2 separate regions of the Homo sapiens genome follow, and region 2 is linked to region 1. The links are chromatin loops, found by intact Hi-C in ENCODE. Cell type or tissue: ovary. All regions are shown on one strand. Links, peaks and the distances in the headings refer to the core of each region. The heading gives the core; the rest is flanking DNA.

Region 1 (8,324 bases), core at 281-8,280:
GGAAAAGACTCTTTCCTGAGGGGCGCTTCTGACCTGTCTGAGGCCCTCAGGGATTCTAATTCTGGTCAGAACCCAACATGAAGAAGTGAGATGTTATGTCTAGTAGCAGAAGTCCCAGGGGAGACAGAGGCTTGTTAAAGGGAAAGATCAAAGGGTCTGAGTGTATTTGGGGGCCACTTCAGGGAGTAGTGTTCAAGAACCACCTTGCACCAGTTCACAAGAGCTGATTAGTGGCATCTCTTCTCAACTCCACAGCCAGTGACGTCACATTGGTAGCTCAGCCATAGTTGGAATATTTATACTACCAAAGTTGGCAAGTGCTACCAATCTGCTGTTGCCCCTAGAGAGCCGGTTGTTCAGACTTGTTTGGTTTTGGGGTTTTTGGTCCCTTTTTCCCTCTTTTTACCATACACAGAGTCTCACTATGTTGCCCAGGCTGGTCTTGAACTGCTGGGCTCAAGCGATCCTCTTGCCTCTGCCTCTCTAAGTGCTGGGATTACAGGCATGAGCCACCACACCTTCTGAGAACTGGTTGTTAAGCATGTGGCAGCACACCACTGGGCTTTCTGTCCTCTTACTGGCAGATGTTAGACTCTTGGGATGCTCTCGCTTGGCACAGAACAGGTGTCTGTTTCAGACATTACTCAGGGTGCCTGGGGATGGTTTGGGCAGAGAGGCCTGTTGAGTTTGGCCTGCTGTGATTAAGGAGCTATTGCTCTCCTTGAAGACAGCCTTCAAGGTATATTACTTGAATAGAATACTCTTTGAGAGTCCTCCAGGAAAAAGATGCTGAGTTCTGTAAGAATAAAACAGGATGCCACTGGTTGGTCAGCCACTCACTGCCATTTTCTTTTCTTTTCCTTTGTTTTGTTTTGCCCCCAGGTCTCAGTCAGTCTCTCCACCTCCAGTTCTCTCCCCACCAAGGAGTCCCATCTACCCGCTCAGTGATAGTGAAACCTCAGCCTGCAGGTACCCCAGCCACTCCAGCTCCCGGGTGCTCCTCAAGGACCGGCACCCCCCAGCTCCTTCACCCCAGAATCCTCAAGATCCCTCCCCAGATACTTCCCCACCCACCTGTCCCTTCAAGACCGCCAGCTTCGGTTATTTGGACAGAAGCCCTTCGGCGTGCAAGAGAGACGCCCAAAAGGAAAGTGTCCAAGGCGCAGCCCAGGATGTAGCAGGGGTCGCTGCCTGCCTCCCCCTTGCCCAGAGCACGCCATTCCCGGGGCCAGCAGCTGGCCCCCGGGGCGTCTTGCTGACCCGTACCGGTACCCGCGCCCACAGCCTGGGCATCCGGGAGAAGATATCAGCATGGGAAGGTCGCCGAGAGGCGTCGCCCAGGATGAGCATGTGTGGAGAGAAGCGGGAGGGCTCTGGGAGCGAGTGGGCGGCCAGTGAGGGCTGCCCCAGCCTGGGCTGTCCCAGCGTGGTGCCGTCCCCCTGCAGCTCTGAAAAGACCTTTGATTTCAAGGGCCTCCGGAGGATGAGCAGGACCTTCTCCGAGTGTTCCTACCCAGAGACTGAGGAGGAGGGAGAGGCGCTCCCTGTCCGGGACTCTTTCTACCGGCTGGAGAAACGGCTGGGCCGGAGTGAGCCCAGCGCCTTCCTCAGGGGGCATGGCAGCAGGAAGGAGAGCTCAGCAGTGCTGAGCCGGATCCAGAAAATTGAACAGGTCCTGAAGGAGCAGCCGGGCCGGGGGCTCCCCCAGCTCCCCAGCAGCTGCTACAGCGTGGACCGGGGGAAAAGGAAGACTGGAACCTTGGGCTCCTTGGAGGAGCCGGCAGGGGGCGCGAGTGTGAGCGCTGGCAGCCGGGCAGTCGGAGTGGCTGGTGTTGCGGGGGAGGCGGGCCCACCCCCAGAGAGGGAAGGCAGTGGTTCCACTAAGCCCGGGACCCCTGGAAATAGCCCTAGCTCCCAGCGGCTGCCATCGAAGAGTTCCCTCGATCCCGCTGTGAACCCTGTCCCCAAACCCAAGCGCACCTTTGAATACGAGGCTGACAAGAACCCCAAGAGTAAGCCCAGTAATGGTCTACCTCCTTCACCCACACCTGCTGCTCCACCTCCCTTGCCCTCCACCCCAGCCCCGCCAGTCACCCGGAGACCCAAGAAGGACATGCGTGGTCACCGCAAGTCCCAGAGCAGGTAATGCATGCCCCTCCGGTGTGTTGTAGCTGAATACCGTGGCTTTCTTTTAAATGGACAGTGCAAACACAGATTGTAGGATGGGTCGCAGTCATTAGTGCTTCGTAAGCTCTGAAGTGCTGAATAATTGTTAGGTGGTAGTTGTGGTAGTGAAAAATGAGATTGTTCTGCTCTTACAAGATACTTGGACATGAGTGGGAATGCTTACAGGATACTTGGGACCTGAGTGCTGGTCACTGAAGGTATTGGCTGGGTTTGGCCTTTGGGGTAGAGCTGGGCTGTGTCCTGCCCCTGTTGTAGCTTCCTCAGTCTTCTGTTGGGAGTAGGTAAAGCAGGCAGTCCTTTGCGGAGTAGTAGGATCTTAGCCTCCCTACCACCTGAAGTACCAGCATTAGAAATTAATTTCTTTGAATGAAGCATTATCTGAATACTGCATTTTATCATTAACATGGTAGTGTCGGCAAATTTAACACAATTCCTTCTCTCCTGAAGGCCTCCTGGCCATATACGAACCCTGGGCCTATATCAAGAGGGGATTATTGGGAAGATTGATGAAAAAAGGAGTAAAACAGGAATGAGCCTGTTCCGAGGCTCACGTTGGTTTCCTGGTCAGTCTCAGGATTTCTAACCCCAGATTACCAAGGGCTGTCTCCCCGGTAACTTGGAGCTGGAGCTATTGGAATTGGTGAAAGCTGGCAGGCGTCTTGTTCTCTGAATCAGGGTAGGCTGGGAGTGAGCTTCCTTGGGAATACTTATCCTCCTACACCTTACTGCCATTCTCATCTAACCCCACGACTGATGGGTATTCAGGTTTGTTTCACTTCTGGGGATTCTTTAGTTTGTCCCCACACTTCAGGCTTCATCTAACATATCCCATCTCATATATAAACTTTCCTGCCATGTGCAGAAAGGAAGAAATTTCAAAGATTCAGACCCCCGAGCCGGAACAGCCCGTGGCTAAGGGTAATCCCGTGTTTGAGTCCACCCCAGAATGCTCACTGGCTCTTTAATTCTTAAACGGCCTGCCAAGAGTGTTTGCTTTGTCCTTGTTCATCCATTTCTATAAACATTCTTCTAGAGCCTGCTGTGCACCAAGATTGTGCTGGTCAAGAGGATGCAGAGGCAAATAGGACATGGTTCTTCCATTCAAGGACTTCGTGGTCTGGTGCACAGATAAATCATAGATAATGTCATACGTGCCATGACTCATGGCAGTGCAGGAGGCCGCAGAGACCCAGAGAAGGGGCATCTGAGTTAGATGGGGGAGAGAAGGGAGGCTCCTCATAGAGGGAGTTGCTGAGCTAAATTTAGAAGAGCCAAAAGCAGTTGGCTAGGTGACCAAAGGGAGTGGGGGGGAGAGTTCATCAGCCTGAAGGTTTTACACATATTCCACCCCACACTGCATTTATATATAATATATACACACGTATACCATATATGGAGGAGTCCCTTCATGTAAGAATTAACTTAGCAAACTTAAATCTGTGCTCTTGGAAAAAGAGAAACAGTTCCAGAAGTGCAGTCTGTTCTGTATGCCATTTCACACAGTGAACATGTTCCATGAGGAGTAGAGATGGTAAGTTTGTGTCTGTTATACCAAGTGTGATTCTTATATTTAATATACTTTTTTATTTTAAAAAAAATGCAGTCCAGGTGAGGTGGCTTACACCTGTAATTCCAGCACTTTGGGAGGCTAAAGTGGGAGGATCATTTAAGACCAGGAGTTCGAGACAGCCTGGGCAACATAATGAGACCTCATCTCTACAAAAAATTTAAAAAATTAGCTGGAGTGTTGGCATGTGCCTGCAGTCTCAGCTACTTGGGAGGCTGAGGAGGGAGGATAGCTTGAGCCCAGGAGGTTGAGGGTACAGCGAGTATGATCACACCACTGCACTCTAGCCTGGGCAACAGCACAAGACCTTGTCTCTCAAAAAAATTTGCGTGTGTGTGTGTGTGTGTGTGTGTGTGTGTGTGTGTGTGTGTGTTTGTGTAAAATGCAAGCCAAGCCAAATGTTTCTTCTGGCATTCAGCCAAAAAAAAAAAAAAAAACCTGGGGAGAAACTATTAGTTTTAATGAGAGACAGCATGTTGGTCCTCAGTGTGACACCTTCCTGGGGGATTTTCAAGGATAATTTGACTGAACATGATTTGTGTCTTATTTACTGACTTGAGGGCTACCTGCATACGATGCTGAGTCTACTGTATATGCCAAAGAAAACTTGCTCTCACACTAACTCTGGTCCTGGGCCAACATTTGCGAACCACTGTGCTCAGCCATTGGATGTTTAACTAGTTGAGAATCTCTGGGCCAAAGACAGAAATCTGGGAGTCATCAAGATAGAGATGGTAGATATGGCAATGGCCCATGGATATTTGGTCCCTAGAAAGTGCAGAGTGAGAAAGAGTTTTTAAGACAGAACTCTGAGAGACCCGGACACTTAAAAGGCAAATGGAAAAGGAGAACCCCTCACAAGAGTCTGAAAAGTAGTGGCCAGAGAGTTAGTTGAAAGCCAGGAGGGAATGTGTCACAGAGGCACACGGAGGAGATGTCAATATAAAGAGTGTTCGGTTGTGTTGAGTGCTTGGGGCGGGGCAGGGGCAGGCAAGCTAAGAACAAGCTGTAGCCTTCAGGACACTTTTAGCCCTTTACCTACACCCTAGGACTCTCAGGAGAAGCTGTTAGTAAACAAGAGAAAAAGGGCTTTATTGGCTGAAAGGTCTGATGGTGCCCCAAAGAAGAGGGAGGTGTTCATGGGTGGGAGGAGGGATCCAGTCAGTGCCTTTCCTTCTTTCCCTCCCCAGGAGCCTGCGGGGACTTGCCTTGGAGAGGGAGAGGGTACAGTTGGGGTCTCAGATGAGGGACGTACCTCTCTCATGAAGGAGAGGGGCAGAGAGTGCTGTAGGCTCAGGGTGTCTTAGGAGACAACAAGCTGTGGTCTTGAAATTATACAGTAGAGAGGAAGGTTGTCCAAAGGATGGAAAGGAGCAAGCTAGCTGAAGGGAAGCCTGGTCTTGGAAGCAGCTTCTGGCTGCAAATTGTCCTCCCAGCTCCACCTTGGCAGTGGTCTTATTTGTTTTAAGGGCTCAGCCCTTCCTGCTTCAACAAACCACCCAGCAACAACTGCTTTTCCAACCCCCTGACAGCCCTGAGTGGGACCCTCCCAGTGTTGAGCCTTCCTACCTGCTTAGTGCAGTGGCAGGAGTCCCCAGCTAGGATGCAGATGAGGATGTGAGACTCCAGAGGCAGACCAGGCACTCAATTCCAGTGGAATCACAGACACTTCTCAAGGAGGATATTCTCTAGGGCTCAAGGCCAAAATTATAGTTAAGAGCTCAGGCCCTGGAGTGAGACGTCGCCTGGGAGAATCATGCCTCTGTCACTTCCATCTCCTCTTTCACAAGATGTCCCAATACTGGTGGCACTGTTGTGAAGATTAATGAGATAACACATGTAAAGGTGGATTTGACGCAGCACCTGGAACAGCATGCTTTTAAGCTGGGGTAGTTGTTATCTAATAGCGGTATTATTCAGGATAAGGCACATTGCAGGCACCCAGGCTGGGGCCTTTCAGACCATCTGTCTCTTCATTTGGATGGTAAGTTTGGACCCACCTTGATGCTCTTTCAGAAGCTGCCTTTGTAAGGAGGGCCTATGGTCTTTGCTGTTGCCATGGACATTCCCCAGCAAGGCAGCAGAGATCTGATTCAGCAGGAATGACTCTTGCTCTTGTTATCCACAGAAAATCCTTTGAGTTTGAGGATGCATCCAGTCTCCAGTCCCTGTACCCCTCTTCTCCCACTGAGAATGGTACTGAGAACCAACCCAAGTTTGGATCCAAAAGCACTTTAGAAGAAAATGCCTATGAAGATATTGTGGGTAAGCAATGGCAGAGGTGGCACCTGGGTCATCTCAGGGGGCTGCAGAAGAACAGGAACAGGAGGAGACACCTAGATTGACCTCCTTCACTGTGGGCAGGCATGGTCCCACCTTCTGGAACTCCTCCTGGAATGGGACATCAGGGGAAGCACCTTAGCTTAGACAGAGTGGCTTTGTGATTAAAAGCCTGGCTCTTGAATGAACTGAAATCCAAAGGACCTTTGGGGACACGAGAAGGAGAAAACAACATCATTCCTTTCCTTTATTTTTGGAAGGCTTTGAAGTCCAACAGGCCCTCTTCCTTAGCTGTGTGCCCTTAAGGCAAATCACTTAACTTTTGTGAAGACTCTGTTTTTCTCTTATAACATGATGATGTGACTATATTAACAACAACAATAATAGTAATAATATTTCGAGCCGGGCATGGTGGCTCGTGCCTGTAATTCCAGCACTTTGGGAGGCCGAGGCTGGTGGATCACCTAAGGTCAGGAGTTCGAGACCAGCCTCCATCTCTACTAAAAATACAAAAAATTAGCTGAGCATGGTGGCAGGCACCTGTAATCCCAGCTACTAGGGAGGCTGAGGCAGGAGAATTGCTTGAACCCGGGAGGCAGAGGTTGCAGTGAGCTGAGATCGTGCCATTGCACTCCTGCCTGGGCAACATGAGTGAAACTCCGTCTCAAAAAAAAAAAAAAAAGTAATATTTCATAAGGTTATTGTTAGAATTAAATAAGATTGAGTGTCTGGTGCAGGCCTGCTACCTGGTCAGAGATGGCCATCTTCTTTCTGTGTTCTTACATGGTGGAAGGGGCGGAGGGAGTTCTCTGGGGTCTCTTTTAAAAGGGCCCTAATTGGTGAAGGCCCTGCACTCATGACCTAATCACCTCCCAGAGGCCTCACCTGTGTTTCCACATAGGAATTTTGGGGGACAGAAACATTCAGTCTATTGTACAAGCTAACACATTTCATTGCCCCAGTTTCATGGTGCTGGCAGAAGACACGAGACCCCTGGGTCGCAAAGGACTTTATTACTTATGGCACAGTAGGCAGCATGAGCTTCGTGTTCACACGGGTTTCCCCTTGTGCCTAAGTCCCATGGGGCGGTGTGGAGAAGGCCCAGGTGGAAGCTGCACACACTGCAGGTCCATGTCCCAGCTGGGGAGCCCAAGCGTAGGAAACCCCAGTCTTTTCAGAGACTGCTGGCAAACCTGCCTAACCTTTGTCCTTGGAGGAGACATTATCTTTATCACTCTGGTCAGGAAACAAATCTGCCTCTGCCCTGAAGGGAGACACTATCTCTGTCTTCCAAGGCTGTTTGCTGTATAAATACCCTTTAAAATACAGTCTGGAACTGTCAGTTCCTCTTGTTCAGAAGAAGGGCAGAAATGCGAGACTCCATTGGGATTTGTCTTCCAACAGGTGGGAAGACATGGTATTGGCAAACTTGTGTTCACAGATCAGATGAAAGATAGAATGCTCTAGCCTGGGTTGCATTTGTTTTGTTTTTTGGCGTTCATTTCAATTCTATTAGCATCCTCATCAGTAAGGGGCTTTGATTCTGCCCAAGTGAAGTGTGCGTGTCAGTGTAGGTCAGTGAGGAGGAGAGAGGCTGTGTGCTGCCTGCTTGCTGGCTCCCTCTCTATGTCCCTGTCTTGCCTCTGTCTTGGGCCTTGAATCTGAAGAATGTGGTGTTAGTTAATACATGAGAGAGAGAAGTGGCCCAGGGTAGAGGGAAACCTCCAGATTATCAGAAGCCTGGAATCTTTTTTTTTTTTTTGAGACGGAGTCTCGCTCTGTCACCCAGGCTGGAGTGCAGTGGTGCGATCTCGGCTCACTGCAAGCTCCGCATCCCGGGTTCATGCCATTCTTCTGCCTCAGCCTTCCCAGCAGCTGGGACTACAGGTGCCCGCCACCACACCTGGCTAATTTTTTTGTATTTTTAGTAGAGACAGGGTTTCACCGTGTTAGCCAGGATGGTCTCGATCTCCTGGCTTCATGATCCGCCTGCCTCGGTCTCCCAAAGTTCTGGGATTATAGGCGTGAGCCAGAAGCCTGGAATCTTATGAAGAGAGGGCCATCTGTTCCCTCATTTGATCTGAGCCATTGGTTTCACAGCCGTTTCCTTACCACTTGCTGGGCCATTGTTTCTGGGGAGACAGCAGCCATGCTGGGATGTGCAGGGACACTGCTTTCCCAGGAACAGAGCGTATAGTATGTAGCCATGCAAAACTGGGTCACAGCAGGAAGACTGTGGGAATGAGGTCCCTAGAACCGCAAAAGAGTTTGGGGAGGGAGGCCCTTTCCC
Region 2 (8,324 bases), core at 70-8,069, 50 kb before region 1:
TTTCCCAATTTATCAAAGAGATTGAGCAATATTTTATTTTCTTTGAATTCTCTGTTCATATCTTTTACTTATTTTTCAGTTGGGTTTTCGTCTTTTTCCTTTAGAAGTTCTTAATATGTTCTGATTTTTAATCACTTGTCAGTTATGTGCTCTGTAATTATTTTCTTCCTGTCTGTGGCTTATCTTTTAACTTTGTATAGGTTATCCTTGTGAGGTTATGTGTGTGTGTGTGTGTGTGTGTGTGTATTCCTAAATTGTTTTCCAGAAAAATTATACTGGTTTACAGAACATCCAACAGTATATGAGAGTGCCCAGCTTGCCACACCCTGCCTGACTCTGGGAATAGTTTTATCATCTTGCCCAGTGTAATAGACAAAAAGTGGTATTGCCCCTTCTTTGGTGGCTTTTCCTAGAACATTCCTACCTCTTTGTTATAGCCAAAAGCTGGCTTTTCCCTGAAGATCTTACTTTCCTTGTGACCCTCTCCAATGAAGCCACCTCACCTCCTCCCAACTCTCGCTCTGAACTCCCCACGTTGCTTCCAAGCCCGGGCTGGCAACCTTTCCCATGAGAAGTTAGTCCCTCCTCTGCTCACTCTTGGTGCCCTTACCTGCCTATTGACTTCAGGCTAACTGTTAACAACCTTCTTCATATGTCCTCTTTTTGGCATAATTAGGATTTGAGGATTCATACTGAGAATCCATCAATGCTCCGGCCTCACAGTCCCTCCATCCTTCCAACTCTAAGGACTTCGTCTTTATTCCTCTTCGGGTACCTTTGGCTTTATCACTTGGAGCAGTTTCACTTTTAGGATGCTGAACTCGGAGATTCCCTTCCCTTCCCTGGTCTCCTGTCTGTTTCCACCTCCCACTCCTTCGCTGTCCCCTCCCAAGAGCTGGCTCTCCAGCTCTTCTCTGCCTGTGTAGCCTCTTAGCCACCCTGGCCACTGCCTACTGATTTTTCTGTTCAGCCTGAGCTTCAAAGGTAGAAATTCTCATCCTGCACTTGCTGCTTACCTCAGTTCTCTCTCTCCCTTGTCCCTCCTGTGATCATTAGCCCTCGTGGACCACTTGAACAGATTTTTCTGCCGTAGCCCCTAGACCTCTGAGTATTGCTTCATCTTTCAGAAGCATAATCTCTGACCCATCATTCTTTTCTCAGAAAACTTCTGTGATTCCCCAGAGAAAAACTAAGATCCCTGATTTGGCTCTCAGAGGCCTCTAAGAGCCGACATGTCTCTGTCTTTCCAACTCTCTTTCTCCCTGGTCTACTTTCAATTAAACTCCCATCAGACTGACAAACACTTTGTTGTCCTTCATACGTCTTCTGCTTTCCTGCTTCCAAGCCCTTGTGCATGTAGTTCTATCTGTGTAGGAATACCCCTGTATTCTTTTGCCATTTGATCTTCCAGGCCTAGCACAAGGGTCACCCTCTCTGTAAAGTGTTCTTGATCCTTTATTTGGAAGTAATCTCCTTCTACCTAAGCTTCAACATTGTATCTCTCTAATGGCATCTCTCTAGTGGCACTTAATTTCATCTTTCTAATGGCACTTAAAATAGTCTTCCTGGTATTTATGAGATTTATATGTCTATTGTATTCACCCTACAGAGTGGAAGCTCCTTGAGGATGGACCCATACCTGATGCATTTGGTGTCCAAACAGCACTAAACATATTGGCTTATGCATGGTTGGTGTTTGGTGTATATTAGCTGAATGGATGCATGACTGTAAGTATGAATGGAAGGAGGAAAGATGGTTGTCCTGGCTTCCAGGAACCATAGTTACAATTTCATACTGCCCCCCTTCTCCTGCTCTAGCGAGAAAAGAATCAGACTCACAGCTTGACCCAGGCCAACACAGGAATAGTTCAAGCTCCTGGCCCACACTGCACCTGGGGGAGCCTGAAGCTTGTCCTACCGTGGGAGCAGGAGCCTTGAGTACCAGGAATTTCAATGGGATGTTTTTGAGTTTAGGAAGTTAGGCTGGCTGCATTCCATGACATGCAAGGGAGAGGATTTTGGAGTAGCACAGAAAATGGAAACCTTGGCCGGGCGTGGTGGCTCACGCCTGTAATCCGAGCACTTCGGGAGGCTGAGGCGGGGCGGATCACCTGAGGTCAGGAGTTCGAGACCAGCCTGACCAACATGGAGAAACCCTGTCTCTACTGAAAATACAAAATATTAGCCGGTGTGGTGGTGCATGCTTATAATCCCAGCTACTCAGGAGGCTGAGGCAAGAAAATCACTTGAACCCGGGAGGTAAGAGGTTGTGGTGAGCCGAGATTCCACCATTGTACTGCAGCCTGGGCAACAAGAATGAAACTTCGTCTCAAAAAAAAAAAAAAAGAAAGAAAGAAAGAAAGAAAAGAAAGAAAAAGGAAACCCCGAGCATGCTTTTGGCAGAGGTAGGTGCAGAGAGGCTGGAGAGCATGGTAACCCAGAGGGGAGGGTTCTGTTTTTACCAAGTCACACCACTTTCCTTCCTCCATACCTGCTAGGGCTGAGCCTCAGTTGAATGTGAGAAAAACGCTATGGGTGTGATATTTGCCACTCTCTCTGCCTTGGGACCTTGAGTCATAGTCTCATTCTTCATCTCAAACAGTCTTCTGTCTCATTCTGTCCAGCTACTGTTTGTCCTTTACAGTCTGGCTCACATTTCCTCTCCCACAGAAGCCCCGTCCAGAGCTGCTCTGTCCCCTCCACCACTCCATTGTCCTGTCTTTCTAGTTTGTGTCCCACACTTGCATCGTTTGCTGTTGTGTCTCAGTGCCCTACATTCGTCTGTGAGCTCCCCACATGTAAGAATCACATCTCATGTTTTGTTCTCTCAGCTAAAACAAAGTGGTGATCAATAATTACTGTCAATGTTATTAGGGAGCCTGCTATTGGAACTTGGAAGATTATCAGTAGCAGAAAAACTGAAGTGGGAATGGAAAGACGTGAAAGTAGAACTTAGCCTGGGCTAGTTCTCCAGAGTCTTGAGTCTGGGGAGGAACTGCCCTTTCATCTTTACCATGGGTTTCTTGAATTCTGGCTTCTGAAGCTCTGCCTTTCGACAGTAATCAGCATTTAGGCAGGTGACAGAATCAGGTGTTCAGGGTGTGCCCTCCAGGGAAGAAGAGAGAGAGGTGATGGCCGGCACCCCATGCAGCAGTGACTAATGTGGGCCAAACTGGCACCATGCCTCCCAGCCCCCGGGTACGTGGGAGCTGTAGGCACACATGGTAGATTGGAGCTGGAGGGATCATTTACCAGCCCTTCCCTGAGCTGGAAGCAGGCGGGGAGCAGCAAGCCAATTGGCAGACTTGCCTTTTCTGCCTTAAAGTACTTTGTTTCTGTTGCTAACAACAGACATGGGTAGTATAAATAAAACACAGACACACAGGCACATAGACACATGTGGAGACTGAATATTTGAGCTGTCAGGGGCAGGGGGAGGGTGGATGTGGACGGGGACTGAAATGTGTGGCTAAGCCTCTCAAGATAGTGTGCACTAGGTCTTCTCTTCAGCCTTGGAGATGGGTGTAGTGTAAGGGGTGGCTGTGTGGAAGGCCCCCTGAAAGCAGTCAAGTAGGAAGTGATACTGTCTGGATGCCACAGGCTTCAAAGACTAGGTGCTCGTTATGGCTGGATGCAGTCCTCATTAGGCAGACTCTTTCGAGCTAGTTGCTGGTGATCCAAGGGCCAATGGTAACTTCTTTCCTTCTGTTCTGCCCTTTCAAGGCTTGACTCATTGATCCCCGTTAGTGCTCACATGTGGTATAATGGTCAGCAGCTGCTGTGGCCTTTCTGGCTGACCTGAGCTGTACAAGCCAGCATGCCTAAATATGTGACTGTTGTTTTGGGTAAGCTCCTGAAGGATGTGAGCTTCCTTAGTAGAGACTGAGACCCATTCAGCCTCTCTGGAAAAGATGGTCTTAGTAGGAGGCTGAATAGTTCATGCTATAAAAAGCAACAGCTAAGTCACATGTGAGATAAGCTTATTCAGAGACTTGAGGTTCAGGTAGATTACAGGGAGGATGGATGATGAGGAAGACTGTGAGTCTCCACTGCTGGAAATATAAGTAGGGATGGGTTAGGTGTTCTCTCTTTTTTTTCCCTGGGTTGAACATTATATTCCCTGGTATCTAAGATTACATCAAGAGAGCCTCTTCTGGTTCTGGGAAAAAGAATAACTGTATTGATAGGAATTTTAGAGCACTCCCAATGTGTGTAGCTTTGAGCACTTGATTCACAGATATCTCTGACACTTGGGATGATCATCTGATGGTGTGGGCATTTGGAGTAGCTCTTAGCTGGTCTCTCTTTTCCATCTTACTGCTTTCTTGGACCATATGTGACAGGCCTAAGGAATGTCCAACAGGAGGTACCTTTGGTCCATATGAATACCAAGTCAGTAATAGTTCCAATCTTCTAGAAGCAGTGAGACGCCACTCCAGTCTGAGGGTGAGACATGAAAAATATGTGGGCCTTTTCCCCAGTCATTGATATAGCAACATTTGTCTCCCCTGGGCAGGGGGAAATGAATTAGGATTACCCTCTGGGTTGAGCTTACAAGTCTGTCTTAGGATCTCTTTTTTACCGAGGTAGCCCTCTTGGCTATCCAAGGTGGGGTGCCTGGGTGGGGGTGGCACACTGGAAGCTCATAGCAGCTGCTTCTCTCCAGGCACTGTAACTCACTAGCAGCTTAGGACTAGATGTGAGGCATGTATCACGTGGCATTTGTTACTACAGGAGTTAAAGGACCAAAGTAATCTTAAATGGGTTACCTATTCTTATAATTTAGAAGGTATGCAAGATTATACCTATAATAATAGCAAGCCCATTCACTCTCTCATAAGCTTTCTTAAATAAGAGAGGGAAGGGTGGAGTTACTCCTATGGTCAGAATTGCAGATTACCCTTTTTCCCTAAAGAGGCCTAAGGGTTGGCTCCCATGTGACCCCCATCATCTCTGTAGTCAAGTAGCATCAGGCCTAGGAACCCCTAAGGAGATCATTCTCTCTCTGTTCCCTGGCTTAGGGCAGGGATGTGAGGCTTTTGCCTGGCACTAAGGAGAGGTAGTTGACCATGGCTATTATTGAATGAGGTTGGACCCAGCCTAGCTGATAAAATTCTAAAGCAAGATGGGGCAGTGCTACCCAAGGTGGTCACAGAGAATGAAGGTTCTTATAATAGAATATATTCTAAGCCACTAGGCCGTGGTGGCTTCTTTGAAAGGTTGAAGTCTTGAAAGGTAAGAAGACCCCATCTAGCTGGGTTTCATGTGCTGCCCTCACCTTACCCCTACAAGTGGCACAGCAAGCTGCCTGCGATGTCTGGTGGTTGACTCTGCTGCCTGCATGGTTCAGGTGAGCAGAGCAGTTCATGTTGAAGCCCCTCCCACCGGTCAGGAGCCTGTAGGACTGTGTTGTTTTCCTTCCTGTGTCCTCAGTGACTGGGCTAGTGTCTTGCACAAGGCAGGTGCTTGGTCATTGTTTGTGGATTGAATGGCTTCTCAGCCTGAGCTTCAGGGGACCTTGGCCTGGGCCTTGGAGCATACTAGGAGTTGGATAAGCAGAGAGGAAGAAGGAGAGCACTCCAGGCTGCCAGTGATTTGAGCCCAGAAACATGGGGCAGAAATGGACACGTGGACATGTTTGGAGCAGAAGGTGTCCTGCCTGGAGAGAGGTAGGTGTGTGTGTGTGTGTGTGTGTGTGTGCGCGCGCGCGCGTGCGCGCACGTGCGTGTCTGTGTGCATGTGCAAGTCTGTGTATCTCTGTGTGGGCAGGTCTGGGGAGGGTGGTAGGGCCAGGGCTGGCTGAAGAGGGAAGGAAGAATTGGAAAGTGAGATTGGTTGGAACCAATTAAGGGAACCTGAGTCTGGTGTGATTGGCGGTTAAGGAGCCCAGAAGAATGACATGATGATACTGACATTCCAGGATGCTTAGTCTGTCACTTATGAGCAGAGAGGACTGGAGGTAGAAGAATAAAGGGGAGCTTGTCATACAATAATACTGTTTAACATTTATTTAGTGCCTCCTATGGGCTGGCACTGGATAAAGTGCTCTCTGTATAACCAGAGACCATTGCAGTAAACTAGGTATGAGGTGATAAAGTGGAGAAAAATTTCAAAGAAGATGACATTGTTTCTTCATATTTGGCTATATTTGGCTCTTATTTGGTTAAAGAAGAAATGGCTCCAAGGACGTCTTCCTCCTGGGTCCTGCTTCCGGCAGCGTGTCCTTGAGCATGGGGCTGTTAATCTGGCCTGGTTGGAGCTGCTGAGATTTTGCATGCTCCCTGCCAGGAACCAGTGTCCTTGGGTCTCAGCTGGGGTGTGTCCCCACCCCAGCCATCTGGAAGGTCAGAGGAATTAGCCACTAGAATGTGCCCATTAGTGGCTTTGAGGGGTTACAACCTGTCAGTGGAATCTGAAGCCCGGGAACTGCCTCTCTCCCAGGGCTTTTTGGAGTTGGAACAGCCTGACTGTTCTAGCACTGACTGCTCCCTTATTTGGACAGTAAATTTTCAGGGTGAGATTGGACTTCTCTTTTGTCTTGGGAGAGTTTTTTGTTTTTTTAAGTATTTGACATTCTTGTGAGTGATTTTCAAGGAGATAACACGACATCAGAGCTATACCTTTCTTCACCTGATTCTTTCCTTGGTCTCTAGTCCATCCACTTATAAGACCCAGATGGGGGCCAGGCACAGTGGCCCACGTCTGTAATCTCAGCCCTTTGGGAGGTCAAGGCGGGCGGGTCACTTGAGGTCAGGAGTTCGAGACCACCCTGGCCAACATGGTGAAACCCCGTCTCTATTGAAAATACAAAAATTAGCCAGGTGTGTTGGTGGGCCCCTGTAATCCCGGCTACTCAGGAGGCTGAGGTGGGAGAATCTCATGAACCTGGGAGGTGGAAGTTGCAGTGAGCCAAGATCACGCCATTGCACTGCAGCCTAGGCAACAGAGAGAGACTCTGTCTCAAAAAAAAGTGAAAATAATAATTAAAAAAAAAAAACGAAAAAAATAAGAAGACCTAGATAGGGTTCCTAGACTGCCCACTCATCTCAGTCTCCCCAGGGGAGAAGCAAGTAACATCATCCTATAGACAAGAGGCAAGGTGTCTGAGGCCCCGGGGTTGGGCTTCAGGGCCTGGGGGCAACTTCCTGCCCAGCCTTGAGACATATGTCTTGGTTTTGGGGAACTTGCTGTGCCCCTTGACTTGTGGATTTGTAGTTTATCAGCCCAGCTTCATGTGGGGCCAGGATGGGAGCAGGGCACAGCCAGGAGTTGGGGTGGTGGTGATGAGATGGTGGATGGTAGTGGTGCTACTGAAGGGGAAGAATCTTCTGTGGCGATTTTGAGAGCACACTTCCTCTCTGTCAGAAGCGCAACTCTGTCAGCTTCTGGCTTTCCTTCTGATGGATCCCTGTAACCCTTAGGAAAGTCATTCAGCTAATGGCAGTGACACTAGATTCTAATGGAGGAAGGGAAAGCAGGAAGGAGAACATGTTTCTGTCAACAAAGGTGTGCTTTCACTAGTCAGAACTTGCTATAAGGCAGCCTTCAGCCTTTCAGGTGATTACTGTGCTTTGGGATTAAAGTGTCCTGCCGTTTCTGGAAGAGACTGCTAGTCATAAAGACAGGTAGGGCTGAAGGGTGGAGGTAGGGTCTCCAGCTGCAGTTGTCAAGAACCCAACGTGAAGGCTGACTGAGCAGAGAAACTGCTGCTGCCCAGAAAGAAAGCACTTTTAGCAGTGGTAAGTCCTTTGCATGCACTATCTTACTCAATCTGTACAACAGCACTTCGTGGTTGGAACTGTTCTCTCCATTTTACAGATGAGAAAACTGAAGCTTACAGAGGGTAGGCAACACATCCAAAGCTTCATAGCTGGTAGAGGCAGAGTTTCATACCCAAAGATCACCCTTTTCCCATTGTTTCTTACAGAGGAAACTGTGATAAGCCATTATTTTTTATAAATGTTACATTTTAGAATAGTTTCAGATTTACAGAACAGTTGCAAAGATAGTACAGAGAGACAGAGAGTTCCCATAGACCCTGCAAGCCATTAATTTTTTTTTTCCTCCTTTTCTGGTCCATTTTATGAGAATTCATTGGGGGTGGGGAACAGATTTGGAATGAGGACATTTTTTCCAGAGATTCCAACTTGGTAATTTTTTTCAGTAGGATTTTTTGAGCGTCCATCAGACTACATTATTTCTTCCCCAGTTCTGCTCTGCCTCAGCTCTGCTGGACTGGGCTGGGCCTGGCTTTGACATCTAGTTTCAGAGTCAAATGCCCCACTTTCTGACTCTGTCTCAATAGGGTCAGATGGTAATTGGGT

The links. Hi-C counts contacts between places; a loop is a spot of excess contacts. Peaks named below come from ENCODE experiments on the same cell type or tissue, not always from the same donor. Only the 100,000 strongest peaks of a DNase experiment are listed, where the experiment ranks them.
Region 2: it touches region 1 in a loop (3-fold over the local background); 22 of 110 quality-filtered maps call a loop at or near these places.

The regions. Positions count from the first base shown.
Region 1 is chr11:8,723,768-8,732,091 of GRCh38, reverse strand. It overlaps DENND2B (DENN domain containing 2B), which reads left to right. Exons shown (of 20, transcript NM_213618.2): 3 at 883-2,142; 4 at 5,883-6,019. Among named protein-coding and RNA genes, the nearest start is that of DENND2B-AS1, 41 kb to the left of the region's middle. In ovary, for the core only: no CTCF peak of the experiment used is centred there; no DNase peak of the experiment used is centred there; H3K27ac peaks cover 3,736 bases.
Region 2 is chr11:8,773,537-8,781,860 of GRCh38, reverse strand. All of the region lies in intron 1 of DENND2B (DENN domain containing 2B), which reads left to right. The region is part of intron 1 of DENND2B-AS1 (DENND2B antisense RNA 1); the gene reads right to left. Among named protein-coding and RNA genes, the nearest start is that of DENND2B-AS1, 8.9 kb to the right of the region's middle. RefSeq lists an enhancer at 7,250-7,429. In ovary, for the core only: no CTCF peak of the experiment used is centred there; DNase peaks (open chromatin) are centred at 3,290 and 6,392; H3K27ac peaks cover 5,769 bases.